2 separate regions of the Homo sapiens genome follow, and region 1 is linked to region 2. Evidence: chromatin loops called from intact Hi-C (ENCODE). Cell type or tissue: B cell. All regions are shown on one strand. Each heading gives the region's core, and the rest is flanking DNA. Links, peaks and the distances in the headings are about the cores only.

Region 1 (13,568 bases), core at 203-8,202, 71 kb after region 2:
TAATGTCTATTGTTTCATTATGGTCAAGAGAAAATTTGAAATACTGTAATTCAGGAATGTGAGCTGTATATAACATTATAAAAGAGACTTTTTATGTAATCCAGATCTTCCTAGGTACAAGTAACTGGAGAAAATGTCTCATACCAGAAAAAAAAAGTTTTCCTTAAAATTTCCACTTAATTGCTAAGTGCGGTGGCTCATGCCTGTAATCCCAGCACTTTGGGAGGCAGAGGCAGGCAGATCACAAGGTCAGGAGTTTGAGACCAGCCTGGCCAATATGGTGAAACCCCATCTCTACTAAAAATACAAAAAAATTAGCTGGGGTGTGGTGGCGCATGCCTCTAATCCCAGCTACTTGGGAGGCTGAAGCATAACTGCTTGAACCCAGGAGGTGGGGGCTGCAGTGAGCCAAGATCGTGCCACTGCACTCCAGCCTGGGCAACAGAGCGAGACTCCGTCTAAAAAAAAAAAAAAAAATCCACTTAATTAATGAGACTCTGTGGGAAAAATATCTCACATAACTTACTATTTGAGAACCTAGTAAAATCCATTTAAAGCGAGGGAAGGAGACAAGGTGAAAGAATTAGGTAGTTTTTTTAATACCTTGAGCTCTGAGACTATTTTGTGATGTCAAGTTGATTATATTATGAAAATATGCACAGTATTTCAATTTAATCTATGTCACTTACCTCTTGCACTATGAATTCAGGCAAACAGATAAAAGAACAGATTCTTTCAATGTATTTTATTATACCTTACCTTTTGAATTTAATGGATAATTCATATTGATTAACTAGCTCATGCTCTACATTTAGGAAAAAAGTTATCTTTAAAAAGTTACATAACAATGACTTTCAGTGGTTTTGATTAACATATCATAATGTACTGTACCAAGTGAACTTTTATAATGAGGCCATTTAACTGTACATGACATGCCAAAATAGATTCACAACAAGCTAAATCTAAAAAACTGTTCATTTGCTTCTTGGTTGCTGGACACCTTGTTCTAAAGTGTTCTCATCCCTCTTTTTATTAATTTGAACATAAAGAACACTTAGCATTCCTAACTTTTGGATTACTCGGCCTCTAAGCAATATTGGTGTACCAAGAGGCTAATATAAATTCCAATAAAATTTCTTACATTTCTCTAAGCAAGTCAAACACTAAAACTCTCATTCAGGCTATCATTTAAAAAATATTCATATGTCAGAAACAGAAACAGTCTCACTACAGCTGTTTCCCAGAAAACATGAGGGCCAGTGCCCATTATTGATACAAGAAATACCCCTTTCTTCCTTAAATAAATACAGAAACTTCAAAGTATTACTGTAAAAAGAAATACTATGCCAAATTATCAAGAAGGCAAAGCTTTTGGATGGCTTATAAATTCTTAAGGAGGTACAGCATTTGAACTGTAGCTTAATTACAAAGTTCTATTATATTAAAGAAATTCTGGAAAACAAAAAAGCACAAAGAAAAATTTTAAATCACTCATACTCACCAAGCAGAGATGCCTCACAGTGTTACAATGCTTAGTGAAACGTAATTCTACACATACTATTTTGCAATCTATTTTTTTAACGCATCAAACATTATCCCACTTCACTAAGAACTTTAGGGAAAGTAGTTTATCTTGAAACTTACATCCAAAACAGGTTTAGATGGGTACATTTTGAAAAAAATATATTAAATTCAATTAGCGAGCAAAACTGAAAAGAGAGGTGCCATTTAAAATACTATATTGAGCTCAACATTGACAAGATACAGTTAAGATGGGCACTGTTGTATACAGCTGGAAATTGGTACATACTCTCTAGAATGCAATTTGCCTTATTCAACAAGGTTTTTAAAAAATTTGTATTCTCTAAGCCAGTAATTTTACTCTATAAACCTAGTCTAAAAAATAATCACACTCAAGCAATTAATGCACAAGCACATTCATTGTAGAATTATTTAGAACAGTCTAAAATGTAAAACCACCTATCAACAATTGAAAAATATTTAGGTCCGGGTACAGCAGCTCACGCCTGTAATCCCAGCACTTTGGGAGGCTGAGACGGGCGCATCACCTGAGGTCAGGAGTTCAAGACCAGCCTGACCAACATGGAGAAACACCATCTCAACTAAAAATACAAAACTAGCCAGGTGTGGTGGCACATGCCTGTAATCCCAGCTACTCGGGAGGCTGAGGCAGGAGAATCACTTGAACCTGGGAGGTAAAGGTTGCGGTGAGCTGAGATTGTACCATTGCACTCCAGCCTGGGCAAAAAGAGTGAAACTCCATCACAAAAAAAAAAAAAAGAAAAAAAAAAGAAAAAAAGAAAAAGAAAAATGTTTAAATAAATTATAGTATACACATATGAGAGAATGTTCTACAGCCACTCTTTTCAAAGAAATTGGAATGGCTCAGGAAGATCTATGTGTAATGTTAAGTTAAAAAAAATGAGGCAGGATACAAAACTATGTGAATTATGAACCCAACTATGTTTATAACATAGATTCTTTAAAACAGGTGCAAGTAAAAACAGCAAAATGCTAAGTGGCTATCTCTGGGTGGCTGGTTTTCTTCATAATGCCCTGTATTTTGATTTTTCTACAATGGGCAAAAGTACTTTTATATGCAAAAATATTATTTAAAAAACAAATTAGGAAAACTCTAGTAAATGCTTTCAATACCCGTCTCTCAGTCTGGTGAGAATAAGATGGGAACCAAAAACCCAAAATATACCAAAATAGTTTTTGGCTGGTTATAAATTTAAATCTGCCCAAAGTAACTGGTTTTAAGCTGCTATGGTGAAATACATGCATTTTGCAAATAACCAGTTAACTACAGCAACTCAGGACAGATAATTTTTTTAAAGCTTACTTTATTTTTATAGTCAGTTTCACTCAAGAAAGACAAGAAAGAGGAAGACATACCAATAAAAAATATTTTCGGAGTGGAAACTTCTTTACAAGGTTAGGAGTTGGAATTTTGCTAAATTAGAATTCCCAGGACCTATTTTATGCAGCATTCACATACAAGCAGTCAAATTTCTGGCAAGGTACTAACAAAATAGCAAAAATTATCCATAATAAAGCCAAAATACAATGTTTACATTTGCTTGCTTACCTATGAATACAAAAAGGGAAAATTATCTTAGTCTACCATGCTATATTCCAACCTCTAAAATAATCCTTTTTCTCTAAACTCCTATGGGACTCAAGATATATACTGTTCATTTTGGCTCTTATCATTTTACTCCATTATATGGCTGATTATAAATACATAAATTTTATCAATCAATTCATTCTAGACAGAATTTTTTTTTGAAGAGTAACACTGTGCCTTACAAAGTACTGTTCAGTAAGTATGTCATTGCAAACATACTCTATTATTGAAGATCTTAATCTTATGGCATATTTTTTCTCATTCATGTTTCTAATACCTGCAGATTTAACATAATTATCTTCAGCTACTTCTAAAAATATTTAAACATTCTGATCTAGGACTGGGAATGGTGAAATTGGGGAGATCAATCCAGTTGGAGGAGCACAGAATGAACGTGGCAAGAATGTTTCAGGGAAAAGATTAGCCCCGCTAGAAACAAGGTTGAAAACTAAGATGAGATAAAAAGAAAAATTAAAGAAGCTGAGAAACCAGATAGGTGGCTAGTCCAGCTTAAAAAATGTTATAGGAAATAAAAATAAAACAAAGAGGCCTTCCCTAGAAAAAGGTGAAATAACTGGAAAATGGGGACCCCTCTACCACAAGGCACCTGGTTGGTTATACCCTAATAATGGCTCCAGTATCTCCCTTTACACAAAACATTTGCTCTCCAATTTACCACAGTCCCTACTGGGCCTTCAGCAGAATGACTGTCAGCTGCCATGTACCATCATGCTTGCACAGTATCCATGGCTCCCTCAAACGTGGGAAAATGAAAGTTAACCTGACAGAAACATGTTTTTCAAAAACAATGGAAGACCTCTCCCCAACTCCCCGCAAAAAAGGCCTGCCCCATGTATCAGATATTCTGTTGAGGGCTAATTTCCTGCCTCCAACATAGGCATACATGTTAATTCTCAGCTTATCCTGCTTGTATCCTGATTTCAAGTTCTTGATTTAGATAGAGGTGAAAACTTCTTCATTAATAATAATTTTTCTCTCACTCCCCTATTCAGTTTGCTACCTAGTCGACCTAGTAAACCTTAATAATTAATTAACAGCTTCAAATTAGGGATACTGGAAAAAGAGGTCCTGTCTTATTACAGATATTTGCATGGCGTCTCTATCGTATTGTTAGAAGCTACACTAACTTAAGGTTAAATTGTGCAACATAAGCAGAGTCTCAAGGAGCTGACCCACTGATGAAAGAGGAACTAAGTCATGCATGAGAGGAGACACAAGGAACTAAATGGACTGAGACTTAGCTAATGTCGGGTAGGAGCCAGAGGCTGGGGCATACCTGCTCCTCAGTCAACTTAACTAGGACAGGACTGAAATTCAGTTTGCAAAAAGAAGTCTTAAAGAGCAAAAGGAAAAATATTGCTTTCTCAGTAACTATAGGGGAGTAAAATGAAAATGAGATTGCCAACTTCTACGACAAGGCTCTTGGGGAAAAGCTGGAACCTAATGGTCAGATAGAGCCATAGGGAACTGATGGAGGAAAGGCTGTCTGCAACTTAGCTTTGTCCAGCTTCATTGTCCTATATCTAATATGTCTGTCAGTAACTGACTATCAGTGTATAGATACACATTCTCACAGCCAAGCAGTTAACTGTTCTAAAGAAACCTGCTCCCAGAAAACTGCTACAAATGCACAGACAAGGCAAAGAAGGGTACAAAAAGAGGTCACGTTCTTGAGCCTGTAGGCAAAGAAAAAAAAATGCCAAAAGCTCTTGGAGTAGGGAACGCTGTACTGAGGATATTTGCACAGGAGATACGAGCCAAAAACAAAGTGAAAGCAGCTTACTTTACGCAGGTGCTTGGCTTTTTGTTTTAATAACAGGTAATACTACCTCCAATAAAAACTAGAAAGTGACAGTACAGTTAGGGGCAAGTTTTCAGAGATGCCCCAAAAATGCTCCTTAACTCCAGCTTCATTGCTTTATTTATAGTAATACCTCACATATCCAAATAACTAGACAACAGAGTGGCTCTGAATTATCTGGTTAACTGCTGTTTTAGTTTTTATTTGTTAAATTTATGTGTTAAAAATTCCTTAAAAAGTGCCACTTCATGGGAGGGTGGAATACGAACTCATAACTGTTTCTGTTTGATCCTTTAGTTACTATTTTTTAAAAATACAGCATTTTGAAGGAGGTCTCATAAGAACACAAACTAAACACTACTTTTAAGGTTTAAATGGAAAGCCAGAAAACAGTGAAATCTGAAAGCTGTCAGTCACTGAAAAGTGACAAGTTGCTTGAAAAACAGATTAGGACCTTAAATTCCAGGTGCTTCTAAAAAATAGGGCCACTGAAAAGTACTCATTAAATTTTTACTAGATTTAACAGACTAAATCTAAGTAGTTACTGAATAGATTATTTCAGATGTCTTGGAAATTGGAGGGAAATGAACTAAGCCTTAACCTCATCTCCTGACCTTGCTCAGAATATCACATACTCCAACTCTATCTGACTTTCTGCATCATGATTGATGAGGAATATAAATTATCTTATTGGAGTTTCTGAAGTTTCTTTTTGTGTATCTGAAAGATTCAGACAGACATTTTCTGAGCTCAGATTTTTATGTCCAAGCTTTTCTCGTGTATGGGTTTTTCCAGCTGAGGGTACTCTAAACTGCTATGCCGCTTGCTATATTTAGTCTGTGAAGAACACCTCATCCACACCTATGCTCAAATAAGTACCAAGACAGCCCCCAACACCAAGAATACATTTTGTTTATATTATTGGTTTTGGATCTCCTCCATTAGCAAAAATAAATGAGGATTTTATAATGAAATTAATTGACAGTATTCCCAGTTACCAAAAAGTATTAAATGGAGGCAAATAAAAAAATTATGCATTAAAAAAATGTATTCAGTAATAGCCAAAGACCCAATTTCCTCCATCATTACACTTCCAAGTTTCTCTTTGACCTTACATTCATTCTCCTTTATCACCTCAAAAGTAAAGTTCATTTTAATATAAATGACTGGTAAAATATCTGCATACATTAAAATTAATCTGCATGCCATAACTGGAGCTTTTAAAAAAAATCACATTTATATGAATACATTCACAATGCATGTACGCTTAGCTACACAGATGACAATGAGGCCACTGAATAAATCTTCAGGAAGAAAAGTTACCTCTTTTCCTCCCTACAGAAGGCATCCTGTGGGCCTAATCCACGGGATTTACAAACTTTGTTTTATTTACAAAAAAACTTTTTGTAAATAAAAAGTTTAATTAAAACACAGCCATGCTCATTTCTTTGTGTATTGTCTGTGATTTCAACTGAGACCACATAGCTTACAAAACCTTAAATATTGTCTGGTCCTTTACAGAAAGTTTGCCAACCCCTGACACAAGGCAATGGTCCATAACCAGGGTTGTTCATCAAAAATCACCTGGGAGGCCAGGCACGGTGGCTCACGCCTGTAATCCCAGCACTTTGGGAGGCCGAGGCGGGTGGATCACAAGGTCAGGAGATCGAGACCATCCTGGCCAACATGGTGAAACTCCCAACCCCGTCTGTACTAAAAATACAAAAATTAGCTGGGCGTGGTGGCGTGTGCCTGTAATCCCAGCTACTCGGGAGGCTGAGGCAGGAGAATCGCTTGAACCAGGGAGACGGAGGTTGCAGTGAGCCAAGATCACACAACTGCACTCCAGCCTGGCGACAGAGTGAGACTCAGTCTAAAAAAAAAAAAAAAATCATCTGGGAACCTTTTTCAAAAGATTGTGCCTGCAACCCAACCCTCACCCCTGCCCCTTTTCTGATTTAGTAGAGTTGGTTAGGTACCTCTGCTCTAACGATTTAGTAGCACCAATAGTCATCCAGAATCTTCAGCTTCTGTGATTGCAGAAAGCAAAGTGGCAGCATTCTATACAATGTGGGTATTCCATTTTGCCCCTACTGAACGCTAAGTAAGTCACACAATCTACTATAAATAGCACTGGCATTTAATACTTATTTAATATTTTTTGACCACTTCTTCCTCCTTGAAATTGTTTGTCTTTGACTTCCATAGCATCACTCTCCTGGTGGAACACATTTCAACTCTCGTTTTCTATGGAGCCTTCTGACTTCTCATAATTAATTGTGATCCTCTTTCCCAGCTCTCCTGTGCCATTCTTTAAATACTTCTAAGGTTAAACCATATTTATTCATGTTTACATTCAAAGTACCTAGCATTGTGCTGGTAGAAAGTGGGCACTAAAGTATTTGATAAACAGTTGAATTCTAAACTCTATACTATATGGGGCCTTGACAAATATAATACCTAAGGAAACAACAAACACAAAACCATACTGAGGGAGTGAAGGCTGAAGAAACATGAAAACTCTCATGTTTGAGGCATACACAGCTCTCTACTCTCTGGAAAAAAAATAACCAACGTCATTTTTCCCTCTAAATTACTCTCCTCCCTTTTCAAACTGCTCAAGTTGTAAACAACACTAAAATACTAATTAACCAAAAGAGAGGAATTTTGTGCTACGCCATGACTTCCCTGTTCAATTTATACCTAGCCTGTTATTAAGGCTTCACACTATTATCCAGCTGAAGCCCTTTCCATCTTCAAAGTCCACCAACAATGAGCACCCACTTATTTATTAGAACACTATTGAGTACAAAGAAGACATCAAGCACCATATTAAGAGTTTTCTATGCATTATCCCCACATCATGCTAGGCTGGGCAAAGAGAATACAGTCTTACTCTCCCAGAGTCAACAATACAGTGGAGAAAAAAGGCTTGCACATGTGTATCAAATACAACGCATATTGTGTTATGCTATATGACAGAAATGAAGTGTGAAGTTTGAGCTGGATCTCAAAAACAGACAGAACTTTTGAGAGGCAGCTAGGAGGAAAAAAGAGCCGCAAGCAGAGGTGAACATCAGTACAGGCACCGCAGCGGGGACAGAGACAGGATGCTTGGAAAACCTAGAGGAGAGAGAATGAGATAAGGATGGAAAAAGTGGGTTAAGACAAGACTTCTGAATGGCAGGCTGAGGCCTCTGGACATTATATTGTATGCAGTAAGAAATCATGAAAGGTTTCCAGTTAGGGAGTGGCATTAGCTTTTAAAAGCAGAGATCAAGTAACTACCAGTAGTATGTTGGAAGGGTGGGAGGAGCAAGACTGGACATAGGGTAGCATTAAGAAAGAAAAGGCAGGCTGGGCGCAGTGGCTCACGCCTGTAATCCCAGCACTTTGGGAGGCCAAGGCGGGCGGATCATGAGGTCAGGAGATCAAGACCATCCTGGCTAACACGGTGAAACCGCGTCTCTACTAAAAATACAAAAAATTAGCCAGGAGCGGTGGTGGGCGCCTGTAGTCCCAGCTACTCGGGAGGCTGAGGCAGGAGAATGGTGTGAACCCAGGAGGCAGAGCTTGAAGTGAGCCGAGATCGTGCCACTGTACTCCAGCCTGGGCGACAGAGCAAGACTCCGTCTCAAAAAAAAAAGAAAAAGAAAGAAAGAAAGAAAGAAGAAAAGGCAGAGATATCCCACAAATAGAATTGACGTGACTGATATGGAAGAAGGAAGAGTTGATGGTAAAGGATTCAGAAGAAGAATCAGGTTTCAGGGAGTGGGCGTGGTGGGCGGGGTGGTAATGAATACTGGTTTAAGACAGGTTGAGTTTAAGATGCCTGCAGGACATCTATGTAGAGTAGACAAATATGCTGCCATTATTATACTTCATTCTCCACAGTGACTATTGTATATCACCTGTCTCCTGAAAAATCCTGCTTTTACCCTTCCCCATCCCTTCCTATCTGAGTTGAAATTCTTCTCTAATGTTGGAAGACCCTGCAATCATCCCACCTTACTCAACTGGAATGGGTCTCAAAGACCTATTCTGGTATGGCTAACCTATTAATATTTCCTAGACTCATTCCATTTTTTTAACCTTACCAGCTCTAGGAAGCAGTCTGAACTATCTCAATAGGTAAGACTCCTCCCAGACAGAAGACACCCTGTTTCTTTAAAATGCTAAGTACTCCAGTGGTACTGAGTAAATAACAAAGTGAAGACTATGTGGAAATGGTCTTTTTATTTTCAGAGGCTAAAAAGTATCTGGAGGGTAATAATCACAATATTCTTACATAGGATGTGTATAGGGTTTTTGTCCTAAAAATTAACAAGATATTACTATTTAACAGAACATATTAATAGGAGTCTGATTATGTCCTAAATTCAGTACTATTTCCATCTTTATTAGAAAACTGCTAAGCTGTAATCCTTATGTTTCTTTAAAAGTGATTTTGGAGTGGGTAGCTTAAAAGATAGTCTAGCGTAACCTGGTGATTAGGAGTTCTGGCTTGGGAGTCAACTGACCCTGGATTCAAATCCCAGCTCTGCCACTTACTAGCTACAGTCAGGTTACTTAACTCATCTGAGCCTCAATTTCCTCACATGTAAGATGAGAATACTTCTCTATCTCACAACATGATTATCAGCATTAAAAAGGATCATATAATTAAAAAACTTAGCATAGTCCCTAGCACATGTTAAGTGTCTAACAAATGTTAGCTATTTCTATTTCTACTACTAGAAAAAGCAGGAAAACTGTTCAGAGGATTTCATAAGACATGAGTAAAATTTAGTGTGAAAAAAGGGAACGTTTAGGAGTGACCTGAGGACAGTCATCAAGTATATGAAGGGTTTTTTAATAATAAAAAAAAACTCAAATATTTATTTAATGGAAGGAGACAGATCTAAAATGGCTTTAAATTAAGAGAAATACTTAATTTATACAGAAGGATGAATTTCTCAACTCTGAAGAGTGTTATATATTACTGGTCTTGTTTCAGGTTACTTGGGTAGAATTACAATTTCTTGATATATTTAAAAACAGGGCAAAAAAAAATTTTTTTTTTTGAGACAGGACCTCACTTTATCACCCAGGCTAGATGGATACAGTGGCACAATCATAGCTCACCACAGCCTCGAACTCCTGAGCTTACACAATCCTCCCACCTCAGCCTCTTGAGTAGCTAGGTCTACAGGAACATGCCACATTTCAAAATTTTTAAATTTTTTTGTAGAGATAGGGGTCTCACTTTGTTGTCCAGGCTGGTCTTCAACTCCTGGCCTCAAGCAATCCTCCCAGTCGGCCTCCCAAAGCACTAGGATTACACGTGTCAGCCAATCCTTAGGCCAAAAATCTTATCTTGAGTGGCTTGTAGGAAATCTTGCATAGGGGTAAGACAGGTGAACTAAATGGCCTTCTGAACTCTTTCTCTTCTTGTAATCTGTGATATAATCTGACACCGGTACCAATTAGAATAATAGCTATCTGCAGAGGCAGGCGGATCACCTGAGGTCAGGAGTTTGAGACCTGCCTGGCCAACGTGGTAAACCCTGTCTCTACTAAAAATACAAAAAATTAGCTGGGCGTGGTGGTGGGCGCCTATAATTGCAGCCAATGGGGAGGCTGAGGCAGGGGAATTGCTTGAACCTGGGAGGCGGAGTTGCAGTGAGCCGAGATCATGTCACTGCAATCCAGCCTAGGCAACAAGAGGGAAACTCCATCTTAAAAAAAAAAAAAAAAAAAGAAGAATAGCTATCCAATGTAGATAGTAGATACCCTTAGTAATCTCACCAGCTAGCTTCATCCAGAAACGGTAAATTCTTCAAATATCCTTCTTTCAAGTATCTCCTTAAATTCAAAAAAGCAGTGCTAACTCATAATTTTACTTGGAAATTTGCATTTCTTGGCTAGATGACTGGAGTTAAGTAAGAATAGATGGTACAGATGTGGTATCTCCATATGGCTTCAGTAGAAACTGGAAATCATACTGGAAAAATATATATCTGTCTAAACTGCAAAAACAGGGCATCAAATCATAAAAGCCTTAGTACTCTGGCAAATTTTTCCTGGTCCATCTTGGTGCTATATAATTAAAGACCGTGTAAAGGAGATGAAAATGTTCATGCAGAATGGCTTTCCTCCTTTGATCCTTGTGGCTGACATGAACCTTGGAAAATTGCCTGTGGCAGCAAGAACATAAAAACCAAACACTCACACCTCCTGCTCTACTGAGCCCTCTCATCCTCAACTCTGACCCACCTGGCTGTTGATACGTACACTTTAACCTCAAGCCCTAGCCTCCTTATCTCTCTGTTCTTTTCTTTGGGGCAAGCGAGCAACTTTGGAGTCAACACCAGGTACAGATTGAAATTTGTCTTGAAAGCACTCAGGGTTCAGTACTCCAGTTTTCGATGATTTTGAATGAGTGTTCATGACCTACTTTTCACCTAGAAATCCAGATGAACAGGAGCCAAAGCAAACAGGCTCACGGGATAAAATGCCTTAAAAAGTCAATTAGGGGCCAGGCATGGTGGTGCACGCCTGTAATCCCAGCACTTTGGGAGGCCGAGGCTGGTAGATCACCTGAGGTCAGGAGTTCGCGACCAGCCTAACATGGTGAAACCCCGTCTCTACTAAATACAAAAAAATTAGCTGGGCATGGTGGCACATGCCTGTAATCTGACCTACTTGGGAGGCTGAGACAGGAAAATCGCTTGTACCTAGGAGGCGGAGGTTGCAGTGAGCCGAGATCGCGCCATTGCACTCCAGCCTGGGCAACAAGAGCGAAACTCCATCTCAAAAAAAAAAAAAAAATGTCAATTAGGGAAGCTGATTACCTAGTTTATATGCAGTTTATCTAGTTACATTAAGCTCTTCACTCTTTTTCCCCCCTCCTATTTGATTCATAGCCCTTTTATTGCTTAGACAAATTGACACAGGGAATAGTAGAGAATCAAACTTAAATCTAGAATTTTGGTTACCTGATAGCACATCATGTAAAAATGATATAATGAAAGAAGCAAAACTGAAGGCTAAAAGGAGTTTCAAAAATTATTTCAAACCTAAACGTATGTTACATTCCTATCCCCTATATAAGTTGTTTAAACTGACATTCTAAGGGAAGGAAACGGAGCAAAAGTTCTTCCCTTCTGCCACTATTCCTCAGTGCTCACACCTGGAATCCCCGCACTTTGGGAGGCCGAGGCGGACAGACGGTCTCAAGTGAGGAATTCAAGACCAGCCTGGCCAATGTGGCAAAACCCTGTCTCTACTAAAAATAAAAAAAAAATTAAAAATTAGCCAGGCATGGTGGCACACACCTGTAGTCCCAGCTACTCGGGAGGCTGAGGCAGGAGAATTGCTTGAACCCAGTGGAGGCTGCAGTGAGCCGAGATCGCACCACTGCACTCCAGCCTGGGCAACAGAGCAAGACTCCATCTCAAAAACAAAAACAAACAAAAACAATAAGTGGTGGCTACTATTTATCAAGTCCTAACCATGTGCCCAGCACCACCTTAAATCCTATATACTTCCTCTTTTAATTCTGGCAATAATTCTGGGAGGCAAGTACTGTCATTATCTAACCCCTTTTGCAGGTGAGGAAAACATGGCCTGGAGAAGTAAATAACTTAATCAGGATCACCTAGCTAGTAAATGACAGAGCTGGGATTCAAACTCAAGTCTGTCACTAAAGCTTGTGTTCTCAATTCCCAGTATTGTTCCATTCCCTAGATCAAGGAACAAATTTCGTTATTTGTAACACACTACATTTGGGGAAAAAATTATCTCCCTACACTATAACACTAAAAATTAATCAAAACAATTTATAATAGTAAAACTCATACAAAGTTCTGATGCTTTAACGAATAGGTCCAAGGCCGGGCGCGGTGGCTCACACCTGTAATCCCAGAACTTTGGGAGGCCGAGGCAGGTAGGTCACGAGGTCAGGAGATTGAGACCAAGGTGAAACCCCGTCTCTACTAAAAATACAAAAAATTAGCCAGGCACAGTGATGGGCGCCTGTAGTCCCAGCTACTTGGGAGGCTGAGGCAGGAGAATGGTGTGAACCTGGGAGGTGGAGCTTGCAGTGAGCCGAGATCACGCCACTGCACTCCAGCCTGGGCGACAGAGCGAGACTCTGTCAAAAAAAAAAAAAAAAAGGTCCAAATAAATTAAATCTCCACTGAACTTCGCAATATTGACAGATGTATGCTGTTGCTTCATGTAGTGTAACACTAGGCATTGCATTTGTTAATAATGTTTCAACATTAGGGACCAAAACTGCTTTTGTTCTGACTATACAAGCTGTGTCAAGTGACAAAATGCTAACAAGTCAGGATACAGAAATATTTTCCAGGGATAGTCATAATGTCAAGCAATAAATAAAGGGGTAATAAGGTTTACAGCACAATCACTTTCAAGTAAGTATCATTCTTTTTTATATCTGCATTTATTTTAAGGACTAGGAAATAAAAACATAGTGCTATGGTTCTCAGAAATCAGCACAGTAACGTGAAGAAACCTAAAACCACCAAATAAAATCCACATTTGAAAAACAGGGCTTTCTAGGCTGGGCGTGGTGGCTCACACCTGTAATCC
Region 2 (16,259 bases), core at 4,396-12,395:
TGTAAAGACGGGATTTCACCATGTTAGCCAGGATGGTCTCGATCTCCTGATCTCATGATCCGCCCGCCTCAGCCTCCCAAAGTGCTGGGATTACAGGCGTGAGCCACCCCGCCCGGCCATCAAATACTAATTCTTAAATGGTAAGGACCCACTATTCAGAACCTGTATCCTTATCACTAATATGCAAATATTTATTGAATACTTACTATGTCATGCATACTAGAGAGAGTTAGATAAATTTGATACAGCTACCCTCACAGAACTTACAGTGTAATAGATGGCATGACATGTACATGAGTAACTGTGAACAGTGTTAAATTGCTATTTAAAAAAAAAGACGGCTGGGCGCTGTGGCTCATGCCTGTAATCCCAGCACTTTGGGAGGCCAAGGCAAGTTGATCGCTCGAGGTCAAGAGTTCGAGACCAGCCTGGCCAACGTGGTAAAACCCCGTCTCTACTAAAAATACAAAAAAAAAATTAGCCAGGCATGGTGGCACAGGCCTGTAATCCCAGCTACTAGGGAGGCTGAGACATGGAGAACTGCTTGAATCCAGGAGGCAGAGGTTACAGTGAGCCGAGATCATACCACTACACTCCAGCCTGAGTGACAGAGCGAGACTCCGTCTAAAAAAAAAAAAAAAAAAAAAGATACAGGTTAAGTGTTATGGTAGTTGAAGAGAGAACTCAAACTCTGTCTCAGAAGCCTCACTTGCATGTGGACCACTGATATGAAATAATATAAATAGGTATAATTCAATAAATAGGAACTTCAGTTTTAATCATCCCAAACACCAAAACTTCCTATCAAACAGGTCCAATAAACTCAATCTCTATAAGAGCTAGACAGAAATCTACTTGGTGGCCTATAATCTTATTAGCCCTTACTTGTCCCATCTGATATTAATTAACCCCATCTAATATGGATTAGTTAACAATCCAGTGGCTGCTTTGACAGGAACAGTTGGAGAGAGTTGGGGATTGCAACATATTCAATTATACAAAAATGCATTCAGCATCTACCTTGATTAAGGCAGTGTGCAACAGAATTTGCAGGAGAGTAAAAGAATGATTATAAATTTACAACCCTTAAAGAGCTTATAGCTGGGCGTGGTGGCTCATGCCTGTAAATCCCAGCACTTTGGGAGGCTGAGGCGGGTGGATCACCTGAGGCCAGAAGTTCAAGACCAGCCTAGCCAACATGGCGAAACCCTGTCTCTACAAAAAATACAAAAATTAGCCGGGTGTGGTGGCACGTGCCTGTAGTCCCAGTTACTTGGGAGGCCGAGGCAGGAGAATCGCTTGAACCTAGGAGGTGGAGGCTGCAGTGAGCCGAGATTGTGCCACTGCACTCCACTTCAGCCTGGGCGACAAGAGCAAGACTCCGTCACAAAAAAAAAAAAAAAAAAAAAGCTTAAAATCTAGTGGGAAAGGCATATATACATACAACTAACTGTATAGCATAATAAAGCTCATAATCTGTAACAAAATCTAATTCGACAAGCCCAGAAACTTGTGATTTACCAAAAACAGTTATATATACACAAAAAGTAAACCTAGAACCCAAAGTTACCCAGCACCAATGATTCTCTCCCTAAGCAGTATCAAGTTTAAAGCAGTGATTACATTCTACTGCCTAGATTGTAAACTGAGTAAAGGAGACCAGCACCTTTCTGCTACTGAACTAGCACAGCCGTGTAAACCAACAAGGCAATGGCAGTGCCCAACTTTCTGTATGAATATAAGTTACATCTGTTTTATTATTTGTGACTTGGTGTTGCATGTGGTTATTATCAACACCTTCTGAAAGAACAACTACCTGCTCAGGCTGCCATAACAAAATACCACAGACTGAGTGACTTAACAGAAACTTATTTCTCACAGTTTTGGAGGCTGGGAAGTCCAAAATTAAGGTACCTGCAAGGTAGGTTTCAATCTCAGGCCTCTTCTTTGGCTTGAAGGTCTTCTAACTGTGTGCTCACATGACCTCTTCTAACAAGCTCTCTGGTGTCTCTTTTTTTTTTTTTTTCTTTTTTGAGACAGAGTCTCACTCTGTCACCCAGGCTGGAGTACAGTGGCACAATCTGGGCTCACTGCAACCTCCAACTCCCGGGTTCAAGTGATTCTCATGCCTCACCCTCCCGAGTAGCTTGGATGACAGGAGCCCGCTACCACACCCAGCTAATTTTTGTATTTTTAGTAGAGATGGTGTTTCACTACATTGGCCAGGCTGGTCTCAAACTCCTGACCTCGTGATCCACCCACCTTGGCCTCCCAAAGTGCTGGGATTACAGGTGTGAGCCACTGCGCCCGTCCTGGTGTCTTTTCATATAAGGGCACTAATCCAATCAGACCTGGGCCCAACCCTCCCGACTTCTTCTAACTGTAATTACCTTCCAAAGGCCCTGTCTCCAAATACCATCACACTGGGGGTTAGGACTTCAAAAAAGGTATGGGGGGGGTGTGGGAGGACATAAATGCTCAGTCCATAACAAGCACCCAACATAAAAATGGCTAGAACAGATCACAAAAAAAAGGTCCTGTATGGCTTTGGGGAAGGGCTCAACCCCAAAATATCTGAGAGCTCTGGAGGGGCCTAGAAGTGGTAAATGAATGAAAACGTGGTTACTCTCCAGATCTGCCTTTCCCAAATATGGCCATTCTTGGCTGAATCAGAAATCAAAGGACAGGTTATTAATTACTAGCTCTAAGTTACTTACCATTTGCTGAGACAGTTCAGAAATCTGACTGCATCTCCTCAGAGATCTAGAACACAGTTCTCAAATTCTAACTTACTTGTGATATACTTGTGAATGATAAAAATCGCTACAGGTACTTTTATTAATCTGAAAGAGTATTGAGAAATTACCTTTCATTCTGACTTTTGTCTGGAATGAAAATCAATACTTTTGCTATAATCGATTACTGAAATAATTTTACTTTCCAGTAAAACTGGCATTATAATTTTTTTTAATTTTTAAAACTTCATAATTTTTTGCCAGACTGACCCATGTAAACATACAAATTACTAATAATTATGCACGTCACATCTGTAATAATGGCCTTCATGTAAACATTTTTGTGGTTTACACATAAAATCTCTAATTACAAAGCTATATTATCTAAAATTACAGTAAGCAAGAAAATTAATCCAAGCTAAGACAATACTTGCAACATCAATTCATCATCTGTGACAAGGACTGCTTAAGTCTCTTTGTGGTTAAAAAGGAAAAAAAAAAAAAAGACATGTTGGCCAGATGCGGTGGCTCACACCTGTAATCCCAGCACTTTGGGAGGCTGAGGTGGGCGGATCACCCCTGGCCTGCCCAACATGGTGAAACCCCGTCTCTACTAAAAACACAAAAATTAGCTGGGCGTGGTGGCGGGCGCCTGTAATTCCAGCTACTCGGGAGGCTGAGGCAGGAGAATTGCTAGAACCCAGGAGGCAGAGATTGCAGTGAGCTGAGATTGCACCATTGCACTACAGTCTGGGCAACAAAAGTGAAACTCCATCTTAAAAAAAAAAAGACAATGTTCGTGGGTCCAAACAAGACTTAATGGAAGTGAGTCTAAAAATGAGCTATGTGGGCCAGGCGTAGTGGCTCCCACCTGTAATCCCAGCACTTTGGGAGGCCGAAGCAGGCAGATCATGAGGTCAGGAGATGGAGACCATCCTGGCCAACACGGTGAAATCCTGTCTCTACAAAAATTAGCTGGGCGTGGTGGTGCCTGCCTGTAATCCCAGCTACTCAGAAGGCTCAGGCAGGAGAATCGCTTGAACCAGGGAGTCGGTGGCTAGAGTGAGCCGAGATTGCATCACTGCACTCCTGCCTGGTGACAGAGCAAGACTCCATCTCAAAAAAAACAAACAAAAATAAAAGATAAAAATGAGCTATGTGAATTAAAAGAGGTATAACAATAGATAAACCATATTTTATTTAATTCCTAGTAATGAGTAATATTTCCAAACTTCTGGAATGGGCAGAAATTGCTAGTTGGCATATTTTTACCTTTTATATTCAGATACATTAAAATTCTCAAAAAAAAACACCTCAAAGCAGATGATCCGCCATCTCCTTGGATAATTTGTGTTAACTCAGGATAACAGAAAACCAAAATTATGAGTTACTGATGCAATATTCCTAAATGTAAAAATAATTAAAGCTAATAGTAGATTCATCTTCCAATTTCATATCAGTCTTACAAATAAACTACATATATAACTTGCTTGCCTTCCCTTCTGAGGGATAAAGCTGTTAGAAGAATTAAAATCAGCATTCTTGACTATTCAACCAAGGGAGGGATAAATTATTACTCATTCTAGGGACATGGGCTCATAACTACTACATGTGTAAGGACATGAATTTACCCAATATTACAATTTTTCCTTTTATTAGTGTGTACAGTGGAAGAATAGACATGTTCACTCTGGACAAAAAAAAAATTATACTTATCAGTTATCAGAAGCACAATGCTGAAGACAGTAGTTCCATAACAATTTGAAGTATGTGATCGAACTAGTAGATTATCTTAGTAGTAGTGAATTATTGTAAATGTTAGTAATTTGGCAGCCACTGGGCAGAAAAATAAGAATTGAGGCTCAATATTGATATTAATGGTGGTGATTGACACATAAATTTTATCAAGTCTACACAATATAAAATTACAGAAAGGTAGAAGAGTATACCAGTACAACTTCAACATATCTTCACTACAAGGGAGTAAAATGACATGGCCTAGTTACTATCTAATGAACTGCAGAAAACTAAAAGAAAACTCCAAGGCAACTCTTCTCTGCTGATCTGGTTGGTCCTTTTCCTACCTTTTGCAATACCCAGATACAAACAATGGATAGAAAACAAAGTAGACTTGTAGTATGCAGGTCACAGTGCTAAATTCACAGAAAGAAACCCCTGAACTGAACTGCTCTATTTCCTGGTGGTCACAAAGAGTAATTCTGGTTTACACCTACAGATTGATGTCAATCTACACCCTGTTGATAACAGTGTGGCCAAGGACAAAAAAAAGGTGCTCCGTTTTACCAATTCTGTAAAAAATTATTGGCAGGGTAAGCTCGGCTAGGGCAGGATTACATTTCTAGGACTACCATCCCCGAAATTTAGAAGATATTATATCCACATAAAGCATATCTTTCACATTAATTTGCAAAAATCTAAAAGCTTTTTCTTAGCTCAAGTGTGTCCAAGTTTACCCTGGCAGTTTAAAACGATAGTTACAAGCAGCATGGGTTGTATCAGACACATTTGAGGGCCAATTTCATGTAAGTGATATTGGGCAAGTTACTTCAACTATCTGTGCCTCCAAGGTCATACTAGTGTTTATTTACCTAAAGGGTACCTGTTATGTAACTTTAGGGTGTTTACATTAGATAATGCCTGCAAAATATTTACTTCAACGCCTAAAACATAGTTAAGTATTCAATAAATACCTACTATTGTCACTACTAACTTAAAAGTTTAGAGATTAAGAGCAGAATCTGGGGTGAGACAAACTTAGGTTCAAATCCTAGTATTGTTGGGTAATCTTGGGCAAGTTACTTAACCTCTCTGATTTGTGTAATTTAAAAAATTAGTTAATATACATAACAGGGCTTAGAAGAGTATCTAGCACATAGCACCATTTAAGCATTTGTTATTGCTAACATGCAAACAATTTAAGGGAAAGAAATTTTTTAAAAAGGAAGAGGGATTTGCAAACTAAAAACAATGAGTATCTTATGTTCAAAGAAAACTAACAAACAGCCAGCTCTAGCAATAATTAAATTCACTATATACTGGGGCAGGCATCACACCCCAAAGCTAAAAGCGTCTACCTAGGCCAGGCACGGTGGCTCATGCCTGTAATCCCAGCACTTTGGGAAGCAGAGGCGGGCAGATCGCTTGAGCTCAGGAGTTCAAGACCAGCCTGGACAACATGGCAAAACACCATCTCTACAAAAAATACAAATATTAGGCCGGGCGCAGTGGCTCACGCCTGTAATCCCAGCACTTTGGGAGGCCAAGGCGGGTGGATCACCTGAGATCAGGAGTTCGAGAGTAGCCTGGCCAACATGGTGAAACCTCGTCTCTATTAAAAATACAAAAAATTAGCCAGGCATGGTGGCAGGCGCCTGTAATCCCAGCTACTCAGGGGGATGAGGTAGGAGAATCGCTTGAACCCGGGAGGCAGAGGTTGCACTGAGCCGAGATCATGCCACTGTACTCCAGCCCGGGCAACAAGAGCGAAACTCCATCTCAAAAAATAAATAAATAAATAAATAAAATAAAGTACAAATATTAGCCAGGGATGGTGGTGCGCACCTGTAGTCCCAGCTACTTGGGAGGCTGAAGTGGGAGAATCCCCTGAGCCTGGGGAGAATCACCCGAGCCCGGGAAGTCGAGGCTGCAGTGAGCAGTGATTGTGCCACTGCACTCCATCCTAGGTGACAGAGTGAGACCCTGTCTCAAAAAAAAGAAATTGGCAGAATTAAGTAAGTTGATGTTTAGAGATGAAAAATCAACATTTTTTCCTCAGCAACTGAATAAAAACAACAGCCACTACCATTTTTTTGAGTACCTATTTGTAGCCTATTTTTTAACTGGTATTACTCGAGAGAGAGAGAGCTAGGTTCGAGACAGAGCTCCTTCTCTTAATAACTGTATGACCTAGGGTATGTCTGTTAGCCTCTCTGAGGCTTCAAAGGTTCCTCATCTGTAAAATGGTAATAATCATACCATTGCTACAGGGCTGTTTTGAAGACTAATTAGGACTATGTAAGTAAACATGATGATGGCTATTATTACTGTTCCCCGCCAGGGGCCATGCAAGGGTTGCTGATTCACATAGACTGTCTTATAATCCTCTCAATAACTCCAAGAGGTAGCCAGCACCTCAGATATACATAAAATGACTTAAGCCCAGAGAGGTGAAGTAAGTTGCCCACAGCCACACAACTAGTAAATAGCCCAAACAAGCTGGATTCCCAGTTAGACTCCGTTAATAGCACTGCTCTTTACCTTAAGTCATTACAATGCCTAATATGAAATAGAATCGCTTCTTTCTTAGGGTTCAAGTGGTTAATTATTTAATGTATTCATTCAACAAACCATCATCGAGGACCTCTTACAAGCCAAGTACTGTGCTAAGTGCTAGAGTTACGGCGGTGATTCCTGCCCTTAAAAAGTTTTAGTGGGAGAAACAACAGGTAACCAGGTCATTGCCAAAACAACAAAAATAATCATAATAAAGCAGGCTAAAGCATATTTAACTGGCCGGGGTTTTGACTATTTTAGCAAGCATGATCAGAACGGTTGAGGAGGGAGGCCAGCAGCTTGGCCGGTTCAACAAACAAGAAAAAACCAGTGAGGGTGGAGCTAAGATACCAGAGGCTGATTACGGTTAAGAATGTTCTTGAAGGTAAGGACCAGATTCTCATTTTCTATATCCTGGGGCATCGGTCAGCATGGAATCTGGATTCTAGCACATGTGAATTTCGGCTTGAAATGACCTAATGCCTTTTCCCTAGTTCCTTCGTGTGTCAAATACGCATGGTTACCGCTACCAGAGCTGTAGTGGGGCTTCAATGAGGCCATGAGCATCTCCATAAAGATGAACTACAGTGTGTGCAAAACTAAAGGCAAAACCTGGTCCCCACACGCCCTCCCAGGTGGTCGCTTTCCGTGCCGAGGCCCCTCCAGAGGTGCCCCGAGAACCTCACCATCGCACCCCAAACTTCCAGGGAAGGGCCTCTCCCGAGAAAGCCCCCACGCCCCCACCCCGCGCCATCATTCCCGAATCTGCCCTCGGCCCCTCCCCGCAGCACGCTCGCAGGCGGCACATGTCAACCAAAACGCCATTTCCACCTTCTCTTCCCACACGCAGTCCTCTTTTCCCAGGGCTCCCCCGAGGAGGGACCCACCCCAAACCCCGCCATTCCGTCCTCCCTGCCGCCCTCGCGTGACGTAAAGCCGAACCCGGGAAACTGGCCGCCCCCGCCTGCGGGGTTCCCTGGGCCCGGCCGCCCGAGCCCGCACTGCGGATCCCGCGCCTCAGGGCCCGGCCGCCACCTGCCGCGTGGGCCTGAACCGGCCAGGGCCGGCAGGCCGAGCTGCTCACCACGACGCCAGGGCTGCGGGTCGCCATAACGGAGCCGGCCGGCGCGCGGGCTGACTGCTCAGGAGGAGGAAGCCGGTGGCGGAGCAGAGGAGGAGGCGGAGGCGCAGCAAGAGGCGGCGCCGCGCGGGAAAGCCGAGAGGTTCGCCTGAGGGCTCGTCGCAGCCGCCTGAAGCTGAGGAGAAGCAGGCCCCGCCCTCTGCCCGCCCCGCCACGCCCCGCAGGCCCCGCCCCCGGCCCCGCCCGCGCGCCTACGCCGGCGCCTACCAGTTTGCAGGCTCACTAGGTAGCCGTGGGAATTTTCTCCCAGAAGAAGCCGAGGCTCCCCCAGCGAAGCCCCTTTCCCTCCCAACTCAGTCTCCTATTCAGAGGGCTCCCTGATTCCCAAACCTACCGGCGCGCGTTGCTTCATGGCGGCCGTAAACCGGGCCCCGGCTCTTCGGGTTCCAGTCATCGCGTGAATCCTTGGACCAGACGTCCCATTCCCAAGACCTTGCACTACCTGTGGCTTCCATTTTCCTGACTCTTGGCCCAGTGCTTCCCCAAACCCTTAACTGGTTGTAACAGTTGAGACCTAGAGTCCTAGAGTCACCCAGATCAGGGTACACATCTGAGAGGACACTTAACTGCTCTGTAGTTTTGTACAAATCAGACTCTGAGCCTCTATTTTTGCCTCACTAAAATGAGCATATTAGCCCGGCGCGGTGGCTCATGCCTGTAATCCCAGCACTTTGGGAGGCCGAGGCAGGTGGATCACTCAAGGTCAGGAGTACGAGACCAGCCTGGCCAACATGGCGAAACCCCATCTCTACTAAAAATACAAAAATTAGCTGGGCGTGGAGGCGGGCGCCTGTAATCCCAGCTAGTCCGGAGGCTGAGGCAGGAGAATCACTTGAACCCGGGAGGCGGAGGTCGCACTGAGCTGAGATCGCACCACTGCACTTCAGCCTCCGCGACAGAATGAGACTCCGTCTCAAAAATAAATAAAAATAAAAATAAATAAAAATTTAAAAATAAAATGAGCATATTAACAATACATAAACAGGATCATTTTGAGTATTAGAGGAGTATAGGTATGCGTGTGTGTATGTATATATATATGCACTTAGGACAGTACAGTCAGCAAATGGGAACTACTGTTATTACTACTGATCTTTATTTTTGCCCACACAAGTTCTTATATTGAATCTGAAAACAAAAATATGTTCCCCTGCTAATTAATTCTCAGATAGGTCAGGTAAGCAAGCAACAGTTGCTCCAGCAACACCATTTCTTATATACTCAACCCTATAGCTCCAGCATCCACCACAGTGCCCAGCACATAGTTGGTGGCCTCCCTCTTATTAAGGACGCTGAGGGGTATGTGATGGCAGGAGATTTGTAAAACTAGGCAAGTCATTGAGCTTCTCTGGACCTCAGTCTCTTCATCTAAAAAATGAGAATAATAAACCTGGGTAACATGGTGAGACTCAGTCTCTACAAAAATGAAAAATTATCTGGGCCTGGTGGCCATGTGCCTGTAGCCCCAGCTACTTGGGAGGCTGAGGTGGGAGGATGGCTTGAGCCCAGGAGGTCCAGGCTGCAGTGAGCCAAGACTGTGCCACTGCACTCCAGCCTGGGCAACAGAGAAATATCCTGTCTCAAGAAAAAAGAAAAAGAGAGAGAGAGAGAATAATAACTACTGCCATGAAGAGTTTTACGAGAATTCTAAAAATCATTTATGTAAAGTACCTCATATAGTATTTGCCACATAATAGGTGCTCAAGAAACAGTAGCTGTTATAATTTTAGCATGTATGAATTTGTGAAGTCCATACTTCCCTACTTTCCCTGTCTTCCCTCTTTATCCTGGAGAGGCAGCAGGCTGTAATGGAAAAGGGATGTATGGGCTTTGGACTGAGTTCAAATCCTGGGTTCCCCACTATTATAGCATTTTGACTTTGGGCAAGATCCTTGGTCCCTGCGTGCTTGGTTTCTTATACGTCAAATGAGGTTAATATCTCTGTCACAGAGTGTGGTGAAGATTAAACAAAATAATATATGCAAAAGTGCCTAGCATAGAGCTTGGCTCAATACATGATGATACCAATGTTACGTGTTCCATAATAATTTTGCCTTAAACAGTTCACTTTCTTCTAGCCTCTAAGACTTTTTTTTTTTTTTTTGAGACAGAGTCTCGCTCTGCTGCTCTGCTGGAGTGCAGTTGAATGATCTCAGCTCACTGCAACCTCTGCCTCCCGGGTTCAAGCAATTCTCCTGCCTCAGCTTCCCGAGTAGCTGGGACTACAGGCGTGTGACACCAGACCTGGCTAATGTTTGTATTTTTAGTAGAAAATGGGGTTTCACCATGTTGGCCAGGCTGGTCTTGAACTCCTGACCCCAGGTGATCCGCCCATTTTGGCTTCCCAAAGTGGTGAGATTACAGATGTGAGCCACCACGCCCAGCCTGCCTCTAAGACTTCTTATCCATTCCCCTGTTGATGGACATTTGGGCAGTTTCCAGGTTTGGGCTATTAGAAATAATGCTACTATGAACATTTTGTACATATCTTTTGGTGAATATATGAATGCATTTCTATTTGGCATAGAACTTGAAATTCATATTAGAACATTTTCATTACTTATCCTTTTAACAAACATTGTGTTCTATCAGGAAGTTAATTCAGAGAACTTCCGGTTATATATTCGTCCCCTGACACATGTGGTCTCAGCTACTCAAATTTGTTTCTAAATTAGGTACCCAACAATTCAGAATCCTTCCAGCTTGCCTCTGGCTTGCAGTTCCTTTCTCCAAATCCTGCAGTACCAGATACTCCTGTATTTTAATAGTGGATTTGAAACAAATAATGATAGCCAGATGATTGTAAAAACAAAGAAACAGTACTGTTCTTTCAATCTTGTCATTCTGTGTGACAATTTGGACTTTTTATTTGTATTTAAAATGGAAAACAGCAAACACTGCAATCTGCAAGATGTAAGACTTTTTCTTGGTAAGTGAAAATCTGGTTCACATATGAAATGGTTTACTGAATTTCCACATTATATTTAAAGTGGAAATGTATTCTTCTAAAATATTGTTTTCCCACTACAGACAAAAGCAAGAAAATAATTATTCCTAATTATTATATGATTATTATTGAAAATGATTTTGTCATAGAGGTGAAAAATGTTAAAAAATTATCTACTCTGGACGTCCTATATGCTAGGTATGTCACTGTTCTTTACTGGAATATCTGCATGCAGGAAGAAATAAGGAAAGCATGAGTGTAACCTAAGATTCCTCTTCCCGATGCCTTTCCAGAAACAATTTTTTTTTTTTTGAGATGGAGTCTTGCTCTGTCACCCAGGCTGGAGTCCAGCGGTGTGATCTCAGCTCACTGCAACCTCTGCCTTCCAGGTTCAAGCAATTCTCCTTTCTCAGCCTCCCGAATAGCTGGGACTACAGTTGCACGCCACCACACCCGGCTAATTTTTGTATCTTTAATAGAGACAGGGTTTCACCATATTGATCAGGCTGGTCTCGAACTCCTGACCTCAGGTGATCCGCCTGCCTCGGCCTCCCAAAGTGGTGGGATTACAGGCATGAACCACTGCACCCAGCCAGAAACAATTTTGTAATCGACTTGTTTGAACACAATTATGAATTATTTGTGCGCCACAACCAAGTCCAACTGTATTTCTTCTCTAGAAATTTCTTTATTAAGAAGTCTGTTTTTAACCATGGTGCTGTGCTCCGCCAAAATTTGTATTTCTATGAAAAACAATCATCACAAAAATATTTATACTAAATGTTTACTTTTTCAATGAGTTGATAATGGTTTTCTCAATAATGCCAGATGTTTCACTTTCATCAGAATAACTTTCCATAAGCTTTACTTTTTTTTTTTTTTTTTTTTTGATACGGAGTCTCGCTCTGTCACCCAGGCTGGAGTGCAGTGGCGCGATCTCGGCTCACTGCAAGCTCTGCCTCCCGGGTTCACGCCATTCTCCTACCTCAGCCTCCCGAGTAGCTGGGACTACAGGCACCTGCCACCACGCCTGGCTAATTTTTTTTGTATTTTTTAGTAGAGACGGGGTTTCACCGTGTTAGCCAGAATGGTCTCGATCTCCTGACCTTAGGTGATCTGCCCGCCTCGGCCTCCCAAAATGCTGGGATTACAGACATGAGCCACCGTGCCCGGCCTCCATAAACTTTACTTTTATTCCATAAATGGGGTGTAAAATTGAACCATAATTGGAATTAACTAACATGATGGTTAATTTCTTTCTTTTTCTTTTTTTTTGAGACAAAGTCTTGCCCTGTGACCCAGGCTGGAGTGCAATGGCGCGATCTGGGCTCACTGCAACCTCCACCTCCCGGGTTCAAGCAATTCTCCTGCCTTAGCCTCCTGAGTAGCTGGAATTACAGGTGTGTGCCACCACGTCGGGCTAATTTTTGTATTTTTAGTAGAGATGGGGTTTCACCATGTTGGCCAGGCCGGTCTGAAACTCCTGACCTCGTGATCTGCCTGCCTCAGTCTCCCAAAGCGCTGGGATTACAGGCGTGAGCCACCGTGCCTGGCCATGATGGTTAGTTTTATGTGTCAACTTGGCCCATATATTTGGTCAAACATTCTTCTGGATGTTTCTGTGAAGGTGTTTTTTGTATGAGATTAATATTTAAATCGGTGGGTTTTGAGAAAGCATATTACCCTCCATAATGTGAGTGGGCCTCATCAGCTAAAGGCCTTAATAGAACAAACACTGACCTCCCCTGATCAAGAAGGCATTCTCCAGCACATTGCCTTTGGATTGGAACTGCAACTCCTCCCTGAGTCTTCAGACCGCAGGCCTACACCTTCAGATTTTGGACTCAACAAGCCTCCACAATTGCGTGAGCCAATTCCTTAAAATAAATGAATCTCTCCCAACCTCGCATATAGACATATAGATAGATCGAGATAGATCCAGGTACATCCTGTTGCTTCTGTTTTTGTGGAGAACCCCGACTAATACAACTGATTTTCTATTGGAACCATCTAAAGATATCAACATTAAACTGGCATCATTTAACTGTGAAGTTCTGCTAATAGAGCTACGCATTACAAGTAGTGCTTCACTTTTCATCATGTACAAGGCAACATAAAATGGAAAATGAGCCAATGAATTTTGATCTAAATAAGTCATTTGATCTAAACAAAAGTCCTTCACAGAGCAGTATGTAAATACCTCTCTGCAGCTGTACCTCTTTGGCCACAGTCTTAAAATAACTACAAACCGGCCTGGCGCGGTGGCTCACGCCTGAAATCCCAGCACTTTGGGAGGCCAAGGCAGGTGAATCACGAGGTCAGGAGTTCGAAACCAGCCTGGCCAACATGGCGAAACCCTGACTCTAACTAAAAATACAAAAAATTAGCTGGGCGTGGTGGCGGGCGCCTGTAATCCCAGGTACTTGGGAAGCTGGGGCAGGAGAATTGCTTGAACCCGGGAGGCAGAGGTTGCAGTGAGCCGGGATTGCGCCACTGCACTCCAGCCTGGGCGACAGTGCGAGACTCTGTCTCAAAAAACAAAACAAACAAAAAAAACCGACAAACTTTTGAGGTAGATACTGATGCTTTCTCTGCAGATTTATGTCTTCTGATTTTCATGTGGTCAGTGACATCATTGTGCCCTGTGAGTGGCTGATAAATGCGGACAAATGATTTATGCATGTTATACATTTATCATCAACTTTCTTGAGAAAGAGATTCAGTATTTACTTTTTCATTAATTATGCACTTTAGTTTTTGAACTTATATGCTGGAAAAGTTGTTTCCAAAATTTAAAAAAGCATTATCAAACAATAAAATAGGCCAGGCACAGTGGCTCACACCTGTAATCCCAGTGTTGGGAGGCCAAGGCAGTAGGATCGCTTGAGGCCAAGAGTTCAAGACCAGCCTGGGCAACAATGTGATACTCTGTTTCTAGAAAAAAAAATTATTATAAACGTGAGTTGGGCCAGGTGTGGTGGCTCACTCCTATAATCCCAGCACTTTGGGAGGCCGAGGTGGGTGGATCATCTGAGGTCAGGAGTTTGAGACCAGCCTGGCCAACATGGTGAAACCCCATCTCTACTAAAAATATGAAAATTAACTGGGCGTGGTGGCGGGCACCTGTAATCTCAGCTACTCAGGAGGCTGAGACAGGAGAATAACTTGAACCCAGGAGGCAGAGGTTGCAGTGAGTCGAGATGATACCATTGCACTCCAGCCTGGGTGGAGAGTGAAACCCCATCTCAGAAAAAAAAATAAAAATAAAAAAATAAAAACATGAGTTGTAGATACACATTGTATAATGAATAACTGTTATACCAAAAGTATTCAGACTACTCGATATATGTTCTATGGCAGGACTCCTCTGCCTTTATTTCCGGAATATATTTTACATACATGTAAATGTATAATTTCCTGCATCCACTGACTTACCAACTGGTGGCCTGGCAGCTTCCTGTATCTTGCAGGCTTTGGCATGGGGACAGCTGGCTGGTACACCACATATTCAGCAAGGCGCACAATGGTGAATACTCCTCTCACTTCCCACCTGGGAATAAAATGAGTTCGTTGTCCCTAACCCCTAGTGCCTGATTGCACTTGCTTTGTTATCAGTGAACGCCCTACATGCTATCCTTGAGCGGGAGGTGTTAGTTATATTGTATTTGGAAAAGATTAGAGAAAGGGAGAAGGGTTATCACTGGTTGTCTTTTAGGTTTAACCCTGTGTTAAAGTGAGAACTTGGTTCTCTGTATATGCATCTCACAAACTAGTAGATGAGACCAAGGCAGAAGTTGGAATTAAAAAGTTGTGGTCCTAGGCTGGGCAAGGTGGCTCACCCCTGTAATCCCAACACTTTGGGAGGCTGTGGTGAGAGGATCGTTTGAGGCCAGGAATTCCAGACCAGAGTGGGCAACATGGCGAGACCTTGTCTCTACAAAAAAATAAAAAAAATAGCCATGCATGGTGGTGCGTGCCTGTAGTCTTAGCTGCTTGGGAGGTTGAGGTGGGAGGATCGCTTGAGCCCAGGAATTCTAGGTTACAGTGATTGCACCACTGCACTCTAGCTTGGGTGATAGAGCGAGACGCTGTCTCTAAAAATAAAAATATGGTGGCCCAACAGACTCATCCTGGCTTATTTAAATGCAACTATTAATACTTAAACTTTGTTAGAAAATGAAGTTTGGGACAAATGCTAAATTAGACAAAATGTTAGAATAACATGTAAACTGGGACTGTCTCAGGGAAACTAGAATGTATAGCCTCCTACAGTGGTATAAGGTATGGGGACGCTTTCCAGTGCTGCTCATGGCAGCCCTTAAACTGTAGTATCCTAATCTCTGACTGCGATTTGCTTCCTCTCCGGTTCTCTCTAGCCACCCTAATTGTGCTTCAGATTCATGGAGATCTCCAATTCTACGGTCTCCCACCCTGTTCCTGACTTCCTTTACTTACCAGTTCTGTTTGGATCCCACCTGAATCACTCTCCCTGACTCCTGGAAGCCCTTTGTACCCTATGATTCAGCTCTGCCAAGATGGCTAAGCCACACCCTGGCTCAAAACACACCCCATTTTCTCTGTCCATATACTAGGCTGCTGAGTACTGCTGGAGAAAACCCCACAACCATGGAGACTGGTACAGATTCATGGGCTCAGATCTCAACTTGGCTCTAAACACCCCTCCACGGTCCTGTATAAATCCTCGGTCAGCTCCCTTTGTTATTCCCACCAGTAACGTTCTGAATAGTCTAAGGCCATACCTCCCTGAAGGAAAAAAAAAAGGTTAAAAAAGGCAAAAATGTTTTGAGACAGGGTCTTGCTCTGTTACCTAGGCTGGAGTCCAGTGGGCATAATGATAGCTCACTTCACTGCAGCCTTGACATCCTGGGCTCAAGTGATCCTGCTTAGCCTGGCTAATTTTTTTTTTTAGAGACAGGGTCTTGCTATGTTGCCCAGGCTGGTCTTGTACTCCTGGCCTCAATGGATCCTCCCACCTTGGCCTCCCAGTGTGTTGGGATTACCAGGTGTGAATCACCATGCCTGGACCAAACCATGACCTTCCCTCCCTCCCTCCCTTCTTGCCTTCCTTCCTTCCTTCTTTCCTCCCTCCCTCCCTCTTTCCTTTCTTCCCTCTCTCCCTCCC

What was found. Peaks named below come from ENCODE experiments on the same cell type or tissue, not always from the same donor. Only the 100,000 strongest peaks of a DNase experiment are listed, where the experiment ranks them.
Region 1: a loop joins it to region 2, with 4 times the contacts of the local background. A loop is called at or near these places in 8 of 110 quality-filtered maps.

What each region holds. Positions count from the first base shown.
Region 1 is chrX:134,379,711-134,393,278 of GRCh38, reverse strand. The region is part of intron 3 of PHF6 (PHD finger protein 6); the gene reads right to left. Among named protein-coding and RNA genes, the nearest start is that of PHF6, 13 kb to the right of the region's middle. RefSeq lists a silencer at 11,574-11,774. In B cell, for the core only: no CTCF peak of the experiment used is centred there; a DNase peak (open chromatin) is centred at 4,378; H3K4me3 peaks cover 413 bases; H3K27ac peaks cover 790 bases.
Region 2 is chrX:134,452,192-134,468,450 of GRCh38, reverse strand. It overlaps HPRT1 (hypoxanthine phosphoribosyltransferase 1), which reads right to left and starts at 8,286. Exons shown (of 9, transcript NM_000194.3): 1 at 8,113-8,286. The coding sequence starts at 8,139. RefSeq lists silencers at 8,015-8,194, 8,295-8,414. In B cell, for the core only: no CTCF peak of the experiment used is centred there; a DNase peak (open chromatin) is centred at 8,230; H3K4me3 peaks cover 1,353 bases; H3K27ac peaks cover 560 bases.